Linked DNA regions of Homo sapiens: region 1 is linked to region 2. A link is an interaction called in ENCODE POLR2A ChIA-PET data of the cell type or tissue named here. Cell type or tissue: endothelial cell of umbilical vein. All regions are shown on one strand. Each heading gives the region's core, and the rest is flanking DNA. Links, peaks and the distances in the headings are about the cores only. Region 1 overlaps LOC105369917 (a long non-coding RNA gene). Region 2 overlaps MIR492 (microRNA 492).

Evidence for each region. ChIA-PET counts read pairs that join two places held together with the same protein. Peaks named below come from ENCODE experiments on the same cell type or tissue, not always from the same donor. Only the 100,000 strongest peaks of a DNase experiment are listed, where the experiment ranks them.
Region 1: POLR2A ChIA-PET joins it to region 2 with 5 read pairs; 2 of 35 experiments call an interaction of 5 or more read pairs at or near these places.

Annotation. Positions count from the first base shown.
Region 1 is chr12:95,353,910-95,361,946 of GRCh38, reverse strand. It overlaps LOC105369917 (a long non-coding RNA gene), which reads left to right. Exons shown (of 11, transcript XR_001749265.1): 8 at 3,340-3,565. Among named protein-coding and RNA genes, the nearest start is that of MIR3685, 48 kb to the right of the region's middle. In endothelial cell of umbilical vein, for the core only: no CTCF peak of the experiment used is centred there; a DNase peak (open chromatin) is centred at 3,666; H3K27ac peaks cover 1,914 bases.
Region 2 is chr12:94,834,463-94,842,499 of GRCh38, reverse strand. MIR492 (microRNA 492) reads right to left here; the gene lies at 7,987-8,037. It also overlaps the pseudogene KRT19P2. Among named protein-coding and RNA genes, the nearest start is that of MIR492, 4.1 kb to the right of the region's middle. RefSeq lists an enhancer at 7,700-8,037. In endothelial cell of umbilical vein, for the core only: no CTCF peak of the experiment used is centred there; no DNase peak of the experiment used is centred there.

The sequences.
Region 1 (8,037 bases), core at 2,015-6,014, 520 kb before region 2:
TGTCCAAGCCGAGGTCATGCCATTGCACTCCAGCCTGGGCAACAAGAGTGAGACTCTGCCTCAAAAAAAATAAAAAATAAAAACCCCACAAAAAAACTAAATTATCAACAATTTTTCTAGTCACATGAGCTCATCCAAATGAAAATAACTATATACCCAATATGTTTTGAAAAGATCACACATACTACTCACTATAACAATATACTTTAATGTCTTCATGATGTACTTCTTAGAAACTTCTGCTAAATAGAAAGTCAATATTACAAACATTAAATTTCCTACTTATGCTCTGGTAACATTCTACTTCCATCTAACACAGCCCCTGTACTGTATGGTAATTGTTAACCCAACCAGTTCTTCACTGACTGTGAGCTCCTTGGTGGAGGGAAATGGCTTTTTCTTACCCCCTTTTTATTGCAGTCAGATATACATGACATAAAATTTACCTTCTTAACATTTTTAAGTTTGTAATTCAGTGGCATTAAGTATATTCACAAGGGAATGTGGATCTTTTGTTTTGTTTTGTTTTTTGTTTTGAGATGGAGTCTTGCTCTGTCTCCCAGGCTGGAGTGTAGTGGCATGATCCCAGCTCACTGCAACCTCCACCTCCCGGGCTCAAGTGATTCTCCTACCTCAGCCTCCCAAGTAGCTGGGATTACAGGCGTGTGCCACCACATCCAGCTGAGTTTTGTATTTTTAGTAGAGACGGGGTTTCACCATGTTGGCCAGGCTGGTCTCAAACTCCTGACCTCAAGTGATCTGCCAGCCTTGGCCTCCCAAGGTAATGTGGATTTTTATATATGTCTTTAGTCTTAGTTTTTGTACCTGGCCCATAAATGGCATAAACACTTGTTGAATGACCTACCTAATGAATGAACAAGTGACAGAATTGATGTTTGCTAATCATGTATATAGTAAATACTCTCTCTCTATATATATGTGTGTGTGTGTGTGTGTGTGTGTGTGTGTGTGGAACACACATCTTTCTGTTTTGAAGCCTTCAAGTTTAACAGACCCAGTGGATACAGATACATTTGATCCAGCAGTGGACATAAGCCCCATGCGTGACATTGCCACAGCTATCAAGCTAAGAAGACTGTAGAGAAAAGTCCGGCACATCCTCATTCACTGGCTATAATCAGTACAGATTTGCATTGGGTCAGTTATGGAATCCATTGTGTTGCTTCATAATAGCCGGTTCCCATCATTCAGACTTCCAGAGAACCAGCATTTAAATACCTCTTCCCTCCTTCCTGAGGTGGTGAGTTTGTAAACTGTAAAGCCCTATGCAGAAGGATTCTTGTCATGGATGCAGGTGATAGACTGTAGCAGGAAAAGAGAAGCAAACTTGATTTTATTTCCTTTCTCTTTTTGAAGAAAAGAATATATCTGGCCACTTCTGTGTTTTCTTAAGGAGAGGTGCTTTCATACTCATTTTTTGGATTGGAAAATGCTCTCACCCCTCAACCATCACCTCTTAGCGTTCCCACCAAAACCTCAATCCTTGCCCATGTCTTTGGTTCACCTGCTGTGTTGAGAAGAGGCCTGTGTTCCCACAGTGGAGTGTGCCGTTGCAATGTTAACTCGTAGTTGGTGTTAACTACAGAGCCTATCACAGTTTCAGTTCTTGACTGATGATATAACACGGTTTATTCTCGTTATTCATGGAAATTAGGTTCTGTAAAGTCTTGGCAAACACTAAGCAAATACTGAACCATTGCTGGTAGGGGTAGCTCCCAGGGTCACAATATTTTCGTCAATTGATCAATACATAACCTCATTTTACGTGTTTCTCTTTAAAAACACCTTATTTACTAGATATCGTTGATACATTAACATTGACTTTATGGCCAACAGCACTTTAACTCACCCTGAAAGTTTACTTACCACGTGTATTTTTTCTGTAAGGCACATCACAGACTTCTTGAGCTTAGAACACTAGACAACACATCAGTATTGCACTTGCAGCTCATTTTAAACAGCATCACCAACAACAGCACAGAAATGCAAGAAACACGCCACTAAACAGACCACAAAGAGACACGTTTACAGTATCCCTGAAACAAGAAGAGCGTAGGCTTGTTCGACCTCAGCTGGGAACATTCACAAGAGGTAACTCAAATTTTTCACTGCTCTGCACCTATCTGTGAATGACAACAAGAGTGCCACCAATACTGACACTGAGGTTTACAAATAAATTTTAGCAAGCAGTCAAAGACATGATACACAATCTGTGAATAGTGCACGTTGACTATATGCTAAATCCAAAGGCAAGCTTCTCCATTTGGGGAGGTAGTTTGCTGTATACTGTGGTATAGAGTAGAGCTTCCCAAAGGGTGTGCCTCAGATGTTGTACACAGGAACTGAAAAGTGGACATTACCAGCCTTCAGGGCCACTCAGCTGGGCTGGGGTGATTAAGCCACTGGGATAGTTGCTTCCACCCACAAGCAGCCTAGTAAATTTATCCCAGTGTGCCACACAAATACATCATCTTTTCTTTTCTTTTTCTTGTTTTTTTAGACATGATCTGGCTCTGATGCCCAGGCTGGAGTGCAGTAGCACGTCAGCTCACTACAACATCCGCCTCCTGGGCTTAAGTGATCCTCCCACCTCAGCCTCCCAGTAGCTGGTACTGCAGGTGTACACTACCATGCCCAGCTAATTTTTTTTTTGTAGAGACAGTGGTTTCACCATGTTGCCTAGGCTGGTCTCAAATTCCTGGGCTCAAGCAATCCACTCACAACCGCCTCCCATAGTGCTGGGATTACAGGCATGAGCCACTGCACCTGGCCTTCTTTCTTAATAGTACATTTTCTATGATAAGGATCTATATGTATATGTGCTTTACAATTTACACTTTTCCATGTGATGTAAAAAAAATGGGAAGCACTGGTCTCTATAGAGCATGGTAAGTAAAAGCTCAGTCTGGAATCACATAGGCCTGTCGAAATCCTGATTCTGCCTCTGTCTAGCCAAGTGACTTGAACTTATCTGTGATATCATGAAAATAAGAGTATTCAACTCATGGGGGCACTTCCTTCAATGGGATAATGTATTTAAAGTGCCTGGCTCATTTCCCGGTACAAGATAAGTGCAATCAAACTCTTACGGTTTAGATTTGTTGATAGCCTGGAAACTTTCTTTATTACATAGATGCCATGTGTCCTCTGAGTAGAACAAGAGGTGCATTTAAAATTGAAGAACGAACAGAAGGAACTTCTGTAAATGGGTGAAGGAGCATCCAGACTATAGCAGCCAACTTAACCCAAACAGCTCAGCCTACAGATGCCTTGGTCTACTGAGGCTGCTGGGAGGAATACATTTTGTTTACATTTCAGGAATGGAACCGCAGCACATTTGCAAAATAACCAAGTTTCCACAAATAGTACCCAGGAAAGAGAACGCCTCATCAGCAAAAGTTTCTCTGAAACAAGGTGCAAAGGAGAAAGGCGAGGATAAGGAGTACCTTCAATGCCGAAATACCTTCCTAGAACAAAAGGGTGTCTTGAAGCCTTTGCCTCTTTGTCACATCCGGAAGGCCCCAGCCGGCAATCAGACCTTCCGGTAACCAGCTTCCTTTGCCTTAATAATTCATAGCCCAGCTCATGTTTGGGTTAAGGAGTGGCCACTTTCATGCAATCAACTGAAAATCTTTCCTAAAACTGGGACAAATGCACATGCCCAGATTCAAGCCTTTGAGCTCTCCTCAGTCTGCTTGCTAAGAGGCTTCCTGTTTAGCAGTGGAGCCACATCAATCTGGGATCATGACTCAGTTTGTTTTCATTTCTTTAGTGAATGCTTGTTCAAAACCTGGCCCTATGCTGAAAAGTCCTTAATCTATACTTGGTGATAGTATATAAGTGCCACAAGTTCCTGCTTCTCTTGCCTTCTCATACCAACTCTCCTGGGGGAAATGTGCCCTTATTATCTTCACCAGCATAAAATGCCCTGTTCTTTCTGCATTTGTATCTCCAGGACTAGCCACCAAACAGGGCTGCTTCCTACCTCAGGCAGAGAAGGCCGTGTGTCACTCTCTCCAGGTTTAGGTAGCATGTGGGAGGGAAGGGGGTTGCTGCAGGAGCAGCTTGGTCTCTCTACTGCGTGGCAGCCTTTGGAAGCCTTAAGCGAAGCCTTGCCCCCTAACACCACACATGCTGTAATTTAGCTGAGCACACATCTTCCAAGACCCCCCAGGAGCTGAGACTCCCTCGAGCTCCCAAACCTAATATCGCTTCAGTAACATTTGGTGCAGACTGTGCATTGAAAGAAAAGTTGTAAATACAATGAGGGCAATGTTTCCTGTATTCGAAGTATTGCCATGATACTTTACTAACGCCACTAAAGCAAGCAGTGCTGTCAGACCCCTGACCGTGGTATGAATTCATGCAACCAGTGGCTGTTATCCGCTACTGACAGGTGTGTGAGCTAGGCCCAGGGGGCAACATAAAGACTTGGCCCCAGTCTTCCCAAGGCTTCAAGGCTGCAGGAAGACGTAAGATAGTGTATACTATTAATAAATGAAAAATAAGGAAGGAGGCCGGGCGCGGTGGCTCACGCCTGTAATCCCGGCACTTTGGGAGGCCGAGGCGGGCAGATCACAAGGTCAGGAGATCGAGACCATCCTGGCTAACACGGTGAAACCCCGTCTCTACTAAAAATATAAAAAATTAGCCGGGCGCGGTGGCGGGCGCTTGTAGTCCCAGCTACTCGGGAGGCTGAGGCAGGAGAATGGCGTGAACCCGGGAGGCGGAGCTTGCAGTGAGCCGAGATCGCGCCACTGCACTCCAGCCTGGGTGACAGAGCGAGACTCCATCTCAAAAAAAATAAATAAATAAGGAAGGAACTGCTAGCAGAGCTGTATAGATAGAACGCTAAAGAAGTTTTGGGGAGGGAGAGTATTTTTGGAAAGAAAAGGTTATTTATTTATTTATTTTCATTTATTTATTTATTTTGAGACAGGGTCTCACTCGGTCACCAGGCTGGTGCAGTGGTGCAGTCTCGGCTCATTGCAACCTCCACCTCCTGGGTTCGAGTGATTCTCCTGCCTCGCCTGCCGAGTAGGCGGGACCACAGGCACCTGCCACCACGCCGGCTAATTTTTGTAGTTTTAGTAGAGATGGGGTTTTGCCATGTTGGCCAGTCTGGTCTCGAACTCCTGGCCTCAAGCCATCCGCCCACCTTGGCCTCCCAAAGTGCAGGGATTATAGGCGTGAGCCATCGCACCTGACCAGAAAGACAGGATTATTTTATAGTGCATTTTTGACCAGAGTCTTGAGTGAGGGGGAGAATTGGGATAGGCAGGTAAGGAGGGTTGGGTATTCTAGGTGGAGAGATGAGTGATGAGAAGGATAGTAATGACCCTAATAATGTTAGGGATGGTTAACATTTGCTGACCAGTTACCATACACTAGACACCATGCTAAACACTCTACTTGCAGGATTTCATTTAACGTTCACAACACACCTAAGGGATTAATTATAATTAGTTAATTATAATTATAACCCTCACTGTCCTCCCCAGCCCCCATTTTAGAGCTAAAGCAACTGAGGCTCAGAGAGGTTAGGTAATTTGCCCAAAGACACAGCTAGTGAGCAGCAACACAGGGGTTGGAGCAAAGTCACGTAGGAGGGACAATGCAGGCAAATCGTAGGAATGCTGAGCAGTTTGGTTTTGCTGGGTCTTAGGGCGACACGAATGATAGGCAGGGTTGGGGCCATATCATGGCCCCTTGACCTCAGGCCAGAACTGTGTGCAAATAACAAAATTATCCCAATCCTTTAAAATCTGCAACGATGAAGCGAGCAGGCACTGTGCAAGGCAGCTCCAAAATGTTTATTCAGACTTTCGAATTTACGAAGTCAAAACCCAATCATTTCACATGTCACTGTAAAATTATTTTTATGGCTCAGTTACTCAAATAGCAATGACATTTGAAGAGATTAATACCAATTCAATAAGGGCTTTATTTATTTCTGCAAAAACTTAACTGCAACTTTTAAATCCACAACTGGACTCTAAATCTTGAATTAAAAAACATAAAGACTTCACCTAACCTATGAATTAAAAATAAGCACCATGTGCAAGAACATCTATCTTTCCTGTGATCACTCCTCTGTATGGTTTCCATGCTGGAGTTCCATTTCCAACCAAATCCTGTGTTTGACTTGCGATGGATAGGCTGATACCTGGTGGAGGGACAACAGCATAATGTCCTGATACGACACAAGTAGAATGTATTCGCTACGTGAACTTCTGCAATCATGTGCCTCTCTAAGCTTCTCTTCCTCTCTTCCTTCCTTCTTTCCTTCCTCCCTCCCTCCTTCCCTCCCTCCCTCCCTCCTTTCTTTCTTTCTTTCTTTCTCTTTCTTTTTCTTTCTCTCTTTTCTTTCTTTCTCTCTTTCTTCTTTCTTTCCTTTCTATCTTCTTTCTCTTTCTTCCTTCCGCACCCGGCTATATTTTATTTTATTTTATTTTATTTTTGAAATGAAATCTCGCTCTGTCACCCAGGCTGGAGTGCAGTGGCACAATCTCAGCTCACCAAAACCTTCACTTCCCGGGTTCAAGTGATTCTTCTGCCTCAACCTCCTGAGTAGCTGGGATTACAGGCGTGAGCCACCGTGCCCAGCTAAATTTTTGTATTTTTAGTAGAGACAGCATTTTACCATGCTGGCTAGGCTTGTCTCAAACTCCTGACCTCAGGTGATCTGCCTGCCTCAGCCTCCCAAAGTGCTGGGATTACAGGCGTGAGCCATCGCGCCCAGCTTCTGTTTCTTTCTTTTGCTTTTTACTTCCTCTGTAATTGCAGAATAAGCTTCTGTTTCCTTATGTGTAAAAAGCACAATAATAATACCTACTTCACAAGGTTGTGTAAGGATGAAATGAGACAAGCTTATCAAGTTTTTGGCACTGTGTCTACCAATCTGTAACTCCTCAGTGCAAGATGGTTAATGTTATATTCCACCTGTAAGTGAGAGATGTATGCTGTTTTATCATGTGTCTGAGAAACTCAGTGAGATTCCCTATATCTATGGGTATACGGAGAGGCTTGTTAATTTCCCTAACTTTAAAAAAATGTTTACTTCTATTTTAAGTAGCCCAAAGACCCAATTCGTGGAGGGCTGAGCCAATTTCTTTTTAGGACGTGGTCTGCGGATCCTCCTCATGGTAACTTTGTCTTTCCATTCCCTTCCAATAAACTCAGCACCTTCCACCATGATGCACATTGAAAGCTGAAGTTGCCGATACAACCCTCAAAATGCAAGTTTATTGAAAAACCTGAGAAGAGCACTAAACAGACCAAAAATACCTTCATCCAAACTTTAAAATTTATTTTTTGCCAACTTCAGTAACTGTTTTCACATGAGAAGTCAATGCACAGGAAAATGCTGGTTTTATGGTAGTATTTAGATGTCTTGAAATGCTGAGGGCAATGAGCAGACACACAAACACATTAAGGTTTAGCTGCAGATCAATTAACAAACCTACAAGGTCCCTATGTAATCACACTTTCTAGTTCCAGTTGCTCCTTTTAGACACAAGCAAGTTGCCACATTTTTTGTAATGATTCACAGTCACCATTTATGGTATTGAAATACAGTGGCAAGGGTAAACATCCCTTCATTTCCAGAACCATCCATCCCAGTATGCAACATGCTTCTGAGAATAAGGACAGAATTATTTTTAAAGCCCATTTACTACTGATAAAAAAGAAAAAGGATGTCTATGCAACAGTGTGCAGGTTTTTTGACAAGGCTAGAGCAGACTATAAATTAAAAGTGATATTCAGTCAGATAACTTACTTTGAGCACTGTCTATATAAGTGCTATTTGACAAAAGGAATATAGTCACTCATAGTGTGAGGCAACGCATAAGCAGGGTATCAGAGAGTTTTATCTGCTATCACGGTCTATACAAATAACAATTTACCAGTGAACGAGTATTAACATATCCCTTTCCCTAACTTTTTATGCTTTGTTTCTAATTTTTTCAGAAAGTGCACATTTTAAGTGGTGCACCAAATATTTGTGGTGATATT
Region 2 (8,037 bases), core at 1,603-5,602:
AAGTCCTCATGGTCAGGATGGCTGCATCAGTTCCGGGCATTGCATCTTTATACACTCATCTCTAGAGTTGAGAAAAGGAACCATTCCTTCTTGCATGGGTATTTGTAAAGAAAAGCTTTTTCCAAAAGCTCCCAAAAGACCTCTCTCATGTCTCACTGGCCAGAATTGCATTAAATGGCCTATACTAAAACAGGTGGTGGGCTAGATTTAGCTAGTAGCTTAGACTATCAGGATTCTCCTTTCTCTTCCTTGTTGGGGAGAGGCTCCTCACTCTGAGCACATGGTAGAACGCAGGGTAAACAATGGAACAAAATGTGTCTCTGCCAGCAAAGAAGTGTATGTGTGTGTGTGTGTGTGTGTGTGTGTGTAGGGGGACTGGCTTTGACTAGCAGTCTATACTCGTTGAATCAAGAATTTCAGTTCTAGAAGCTTATTTTAAAGAAATAAGCACAGAGTTGAACATAGCTTTCTGTACTCAAATGAACAATAATACTTACAATAATGAATAAATAATTTCATTATTTAATTATAGAAACTACAGAAACATATGCACACGTTTAAATTATTGTACATCCATGATAAATAGAATATTTAAACCATTAAAAATTACGTTTTCAGACACTAATGGCATAAGAAAAGCTCTATTGAATGTTTTCAGTGGGAGGAGAAAGATACGGAATTAAAACTAAGTGGATTTCATTTTCATTCAGTCACACTAATATACTGAAGACTGGGGAAAAACACCACCAGAATGTTGGTTTTATTCTAGTGATAAATTATGGGCGGTTTTCTCCTTTTCTGTATTTTCTGACTTTCTCCAATTAGTAATACTTTTAAGATCAGAATAATTAACAGCACTAAAATCACACACTTCAATTGTATCAGTTAGATTTTGCTGGATAACAAACTATCCTAAAATGTGGTGACATAACTATTTAGCCCATGGTTCTGCAGGCAAGCAATGTAGGCTGGGCCCATGTGGGCAGTTGTCTTCTTGGCTGGGCTGGCTCATCTTTATACCACATGTGTTCTCGTTCTCCAGCAGCTAGCCTTGACTTGTTCTCATGGCTGTGAAGCAGGGTTCTGAGAGGGAGCATAAGAGAGCAGAGCCTCGTGGGCCTGCGTTCAGGAACTGGCACATTACCAACTCTGTCTGCCACATTGTGTTGGCTAAAGTAATCCACATGGCCATCCCAGCTTCAAGGTTTGGTAAACAAACTGTCTCCCTTGATGAAAGAAGCCACATAATCACACTGAGTAAAGGGTGTGGATACAAGGGAGTGGGATGGAGGATTTGGGGCCATTTTTGCAAGCAATCTATCACTTCATCTTAAAAAGAAAGAAAACAGCAACAAGAGTCTTACCCAAAGATTAAACAAATAAAATATGAACTAAAAGGCATACGTTTAGGTGATGAGAACTTTATTTTTTGAGACGGAATGTCACTTTGTCTCAAAATCATATAGTTCATTGCAGCCCAAAACTCCTGGGCTCAAGTGGATTCTCCCACCCCAGGCTCCCCTCCTGCCTCAGCCTCCTGAATAGCTGGGAGCACAGGCATATGCCACCATACCTAGCTAATTTTTTATTTATTTATTTTTAAAGACGGGCTCTTGCTATGTTGCCCAGGCTGGTCTAGAACTCCTGGCCTCCCAAAGCACTGGGATTATAAGCATGAACCACTGCGTCTGGTTGATGAGAACTTTTAAATAAATGCTTTCCTTTAAGGTGATGGGGAAGATTTTATCTTTTCTTCTCATTCATGACTTGTTGAGAGTTTCGTGACAGCATATCTCTTGAGGAAGCACTAAGCATTTAATCAAGAAAGAGAGAGGAGAAAGCAAAACCTCTCTGTAAATGAATTAATATTGATGCACTTTCAGAATTTGTTCTTTGGGTGTGTTAATAACTCATTCTATGCGGGTCTTCAAAGTGCTGAGTGATGGGACCATAGCCAGAAGCAACAGGCTAGAGCCTTGCCATGCTTGGGGGCTTATCACTTTTCATCCAGGTCCTCGCAGCAGTGGTAATTAGGAAAGACCCTTGGGGTACAGCCTCCAGTGAAAATAGAGGATACATGCTGTTCCTCCTGGATGCATGGTCATCATGGCTATGGTATTCATTAGTGAGAGAGGCTCTGATGCATCCCAAACTGGGGGTGTCTGGGCAACCTCAGGGATTTTATGGGAACCTGAAGCCTTAGGATACACGTGCTGCATCTTCTTGGAGCATTGCTTTGTTTGGTTTAGTTTTCACACTTTTTTTTTTTTTTTTTTGAGACAGAGTCTCACCTTATCGCCCACGCTAGAGTGCAGTGGCGCGATCTCAGCTCACTGCAACCTCCACCTCCCGGGTTCAAGCGATTCTCCTACCTCAGCCTCCTGAGTACCTGGGATTACAGGCGCGTGCCACCACACCCAGCTTATTTTTATATTTTTAGTAGAGACAGGGTTTTATCATGTTGGCCAGGCTGGTCTCGAACTCCTGACCTCAGGAGATCCACCCACCTCGGCCTCCCAAAGTGCTGGGATTACAGGCATGAGCCACCACGCCTAGCCTAATATGAGTATCTTAAACAACATGGTATGTTCATCAAAATGAAAACATTTACCTTGGTACAACACTGTTAACTTTAGTTGTTAACTACATACTTTATTCACATTTTCCCAGTTTTTCCTCGAATGTTATTTTCTGTTCCAGGATCCAATCCACATTTTATTTAGTTGTCATGTCTCCTTAGTCTCCTCCGATGTATGATACTTTCATCTTCCCTTGTCTTATATGGCTGCTATAGTTTGGATGTTTGACCCTTGCTAATCTCATGTTGAAATCTGATTTCCAGTGTAGGAAGTGGGTGCCTAATGGGAGGTGTTTGGGTCATGGGGGTGGATCCCCAGTGAATAGCTTGGTGCTGTCCTTGTGGTAATGAGTGAGTTTTCACTCTGTTAGTTCCCATGAGAGCTGGTTGCTAAAAAGAGCCTAGCACCTGTACTCTCTTTCTCTCTCTTTTTTTGTGATAAGGTCTTGTTCTTTCACCCCGGTTGAAGTGGACTGGTGTGATCACGGCTCACTGCAGCCTCAACCTCCTGGGCTCAAGAGATCATCGCACCTCAACTCCCCGAGTAGCTGTGACTTAAGGCACGCATCACCTTGCCCAGTTAATTTTTCTATTTTTTGTAGAGATGGCGTTTCACTATGTTGTCCAGGCTGGTCTCGAACACCTGGGCTCAAGAGATTCTCCCCTTTTGGCCTCCCAAATTGTTGGGATTACAAACATGAGCCACCGTGCCCGGCCCCTCTCCTCTCTCTTGCTTCTCCTCTCACCATGTGATCTCTGCACACACCAGTTCCCTTTCACCTTCTGCCATGAGTGGGAGCAGCCTGAGGCCCTCACCAGAAGCAGATGCTGGCACCATGCTTCTTGAATAGCCTGCAGAACCATGAGCCAAGCATGCAGATGTTGCTTTATAACAACACTAAAAGGCTTGAGACGTATGACCTTGACACTTTTGAAGAGTCGTGTTCAGGCATTTTATAGAATGTTCTTCCATTTGGGTTTGTCTAGTGTCTTCTCAGGATTAGACTGAGGTTATGGACTTTGGGGACAAATACGATTCAGGTGATACGCTGTTCTCACTGCGTCCTTTGAAGGAGTACATGATGTCAAGATGGCTTGGTACTGGTGATGTCTCATGTCTGCTAGGTTTCACTACTGTAAGGTTACTGTCTTTCCCTTTCCATCATTGATTAAGTAGAGAGGAATCACCAAGTCCAGCCCATACTCAGGGCATGGGGGGATTAAGTTCCACCTCATGGAGGAGTATCAAAGAGTCTGTGGACATATTTTAAAACCACCACAGTAATTAATATTTGTATTAGTATTCAGCTAGGAGATATTTTAAGGTTGTGCAGATAATGTTTCTCCATAAAGTTTCACACATTAATTTTATCTTCATCAGTGGATCTTGTTAAAGCAGTTATTACTATGGTGTTTAATCATGATTTCTTCTTTTCTTTCTTAAAAAAAAATTTATAAACTGTAAAGTTCTGTATTAATGTCCATAATCCTGCTGTCACCGAAAGTGCAACAGCTGATCATTCCCAGGAAGACTGAAGGCCATAATTTTTTTTAGGGCAAACATTTCTGCTCCAGTGAAATACAGGTGATTTTCTATTTTCCTAATTCTTTCTATAATTATTAATTGGAATTCTTTTGTAAGGAAGATCTGTCCCTTTTGCTATATTTACTTAGTCACTTATTTATTTCAGTATAGGCTCACAGATATTTGTTTTATTCTATGATCTTATACTACTATCCCCCCTTTTTTCCCTCTAATTTGTTCCAGCTTTGGCTATTGGGAACTCCTTCAGTTTGGCTTATACGTCCATTTGACATGCCCCATCTTTCTTCTTTTTTCCTTTTCTCACCCTTTCCTTTTTAAAAAAAGCACCTCCTTTGCTTTCTGGCATTCTAAGATGTCCAGGTTCATCTTGTATTTTCCTTGCTGCAGTTCTTGAGCCAGCCATTTCTTCAAGGAACACTGGTCTCTTGGAGGTCATCTGGAGGATGGTATTTAGAAACCAAGATCCAGATACTAAGTGTGCTTGTTGCTGTAGGGACATCACAGCTTCAAGGCCGCCTGAGTGGAAAAAGCTAGGAAATATATGTGACATGTACACCCATATATAGTGTGTGTGTGTGTGTGTGTGTATATATAATGTATATACACACACATCCCTATATTTCTGTATCTGTGTGTGTGTATAAAACAATGCCGGCCAGGCATGGTGGCTCATGCCTGTAATCCCAGCACTTTGGGAGGCCGAGGCGGGCGGATCACGAGGTCAGGAGTTCGAGACCAGCCTGGTCAATATGGTGAAACCCCATTTCTACTAAAAATACAAAAAAATTAGCCAGACATGGTGGCGCACACCTGTAGTCCCAGCTATTCAGGAGGTTGAGGTAGGAGAATCGCTTGAACCCGGGAGGAGGAGGTTGCAGTGAGCCGAGATTGCGCCACTGACTCCAGCCTGGGAGACAGAGTGAGACTCTGTCTCAGAAAAATACAAAAAACAAACGAACAAAAATCAATGCCATGAGTCATACTGATATTGCGACATCACTTTTACTCAGTAACTTTTTGGAGAACATGATTTTAAATTTTATTTTTTTTTAATGAGAATAAACTTATACAGTTGACCTATTAGGATGGCATTTGGCCACAAGCAAAAGAAGAGTTATCCAACAGTACTGTAAACAAGCAGGGGTCCACATTCCTCACAGTCATCCTTGGAATAAGTGGAGGCTGGCCTGGGCACAGAGACCAGGACAGTGTTAGTGCTCAGGGCTGAGATCCTCTTGGCCTTCCTGGCTCTTTCCCCATGGCGGCAGATGGCTGCTATAGCAGCACTAAAGGCAGTGGAAGGGTCAAAAGGCTTCTTTTGTGTGATATGGTTTGGATATTTGTCCCCGCCCAAATCTCATGTTGAAATCTAATCCCCAGTGTTGGAGGTGGGGCCTGGTGGGAGGTGTTTGGGTCATGGGGCAGATCCCTCATGTCTTGGTGCTGTCCTTGATATAGTGAGTGATAGTGAGTGAGTTCTCAGGAGATCTGGTTGTTTAAGTTTGTGGCACCTCTGCCCCAACTCACTCTTGCTCCTTCATTCGCCATGCCATGTGACATGCCTGTTCCCATTTTGCCTTCTGCCATGAGTAAAAGCTCCCTGAGGCCTCCCTGGAAGCTGTGCTCAGGATGCTGGTGCCATGCATGTACAGCCTGCAGAACAGTGAGCCAGTTAAAACTCTTCTCTTTATAAATTACCCAGTGTCAGGTATTCCTTTATAGCAGTGCACGAATGGCCTAATACGCTTTGCATAAACCTATGTCTTTTTTTTTTTTTTTTTTTTTGAGATGGAGTTTTGCTCTTGTCGCCCAGGCTAGAGTGCAGTAGCATGATCTCGGCTCACTGAAACCTCTGCCTCCCAGGTTCAAGCGATTCTTCTGCCTCAGCCTCCCGAGTAGCTGGGATTACAAGCATGTGCCACCATGCCCGGCTAATTTTTGTATTTTTAGTAGAGACGGGGTTTCACCACGTTGGCCAGTCTGGTCTTGAACTCCTGACCTCAGGTGATCCGCCTGCCTCAGCCTCCCAAAGTGCTGGGATTACAGGTGTGAACCACCGCACCTGGCCAAACCTATGTCTTTTTATTGGGAAAGGAAAGTTTCCCTGCTGACCTCCCTGTTTAGTGAGAACCGAGTTATTCTTGCCTTTGACTTGTCACTGGCCAAAGAGAAGGAGAAAACCAAAGAAAAGGTTGAATCCCATCATCATTCACTTTCTGAGGCTGAGAGAGGGACCTGTCCTCCCTCAGATTGGGCTCAAAGGGGACAGAAAGGGCTGCTGGGTGTGCACATATAGGGTGGCCTAGGATGTAGACTTCTTAGGAACTTTTAAAGATAGGAGATACTTAATGCTTACCTTCCAGAAGGAGAAATGGAGACACAGAAAGGTTAATGTACTGGCCAAAAGTCACAGAGTATGTGCTGGAGCCAGGGTTGGAAGCCAAGGAGTGTGGTTCCAGAGTCTGTAGACACACGCTAGCCACAGGCACGTTGGATACAGTACACTCTGGGATCTGGACCTGCAGGAATGCAGGCCCGTGTTGAAAAGGTGCCAACCCCTCTGGCTCATTGTGGGTCCTGGCAATCCACATTGCAGGGTCACCTTTTTTTTTTTTTTTTTTGAGACGGAGTCTCGCTCTGTCGCCCAGGCTGGAGTGCAGTGGCGGGATCTCGGCTCACTGCAAGCTCCGCCTCCTGGGTTCATGCCATTCTCCTGCCTCAGCCTCCCAAGTAGCTGGGACTACAGGCGCCCGCCACTACGCCCGGCTAATTTTTTGTATTTTTAGTAGAGACGGGGTTTCACCGTTTTAGCCGGGATGGTCTCGATCTCCTGACCTCGTGATCCGCCCGCCTCGGCCTCCCAAAGTGCTGGGATTACAAGCGTGAGCCACCGCGCCTGGCCCAGGGTCACCTTTTTGACTGAGATGTTTTCTGTTATAGTTGTCCCTTAGGCAATGTGAAGAGGCACCCCTGTCCATTACACCGTAATTTGACTTGGCCTTCTGGATCATTTTATGTGTTGACATTTGCCCAAGAGGAGCCTGGGGATTAGACTGGAACTTTTCTTTGCTCTTGTTTTTTTTTTTTTTTCTTCCCTTGAGCCATAAAATTTTGCTGGCAGGTCAGGGGAAGAACCAGGGGTAAGGGTCTCTTCCTTCCCATCCTCCTACCCAGGAGACGTGCTTTGAGGAGAGCAGAGGCCCCAGAGCCTGCAGCCTCAGAGGACCTTGGAGGTGGACAGGTTGTTGTAATGATCTTCCTGGCCCTCAAGCAGGCTGCGATAGGTGGCGATCTCCTGCTCCAGGAGCCGCTGGTACTCCTGATTCTGCCACTCACCATCAGCTCGCACATCGCCCAGCTGGGCTTCAATACTGCTGATCAGTGCCTGGATCTGCACCAGCTGGGCTCCAAAGCATGCCTCTGTTTCTGCCAGTGTGCCTTCTAAGGGAGCTTTCACGCTGAGCTGCGAGTGCAGCTCAATCTCAAGACCCTGGAGGGTGCACTGCAGGTCAGTGACCTCAGACCTGCTTATCTGGAGCTGCTCTATGTGGCCAGTGACCTCCTGGTTCAGTTCCTCAGTCCAGCTGGTGAACCAGGCTTCAGCATCCTTCCAGTTCTGCTTGGCCATGATCTCATATTGGCTTTGCCTGTCACTCAGGATCTTGGCAGGTCCGAGCTGAATCCACCCTCACATGGACCTGGTCTCCCACTTGGCCCCTCAGGGCATTGATTTCCTCCTCATGCTTCTTCTTCAGGTAGGCCAGCTCTTCCTTCAGGCCTTTGATCTGTGCCTCCAGATCAGTCCTGGCCAGGGTCACCTCATCCAGCACCCAAACACTCAAACCAAACTTGGTTCAGAAGTCATCTGCAGCCAGTTGAGCATTGTTGATCTGCAGGACAATCCTGGCGTTCT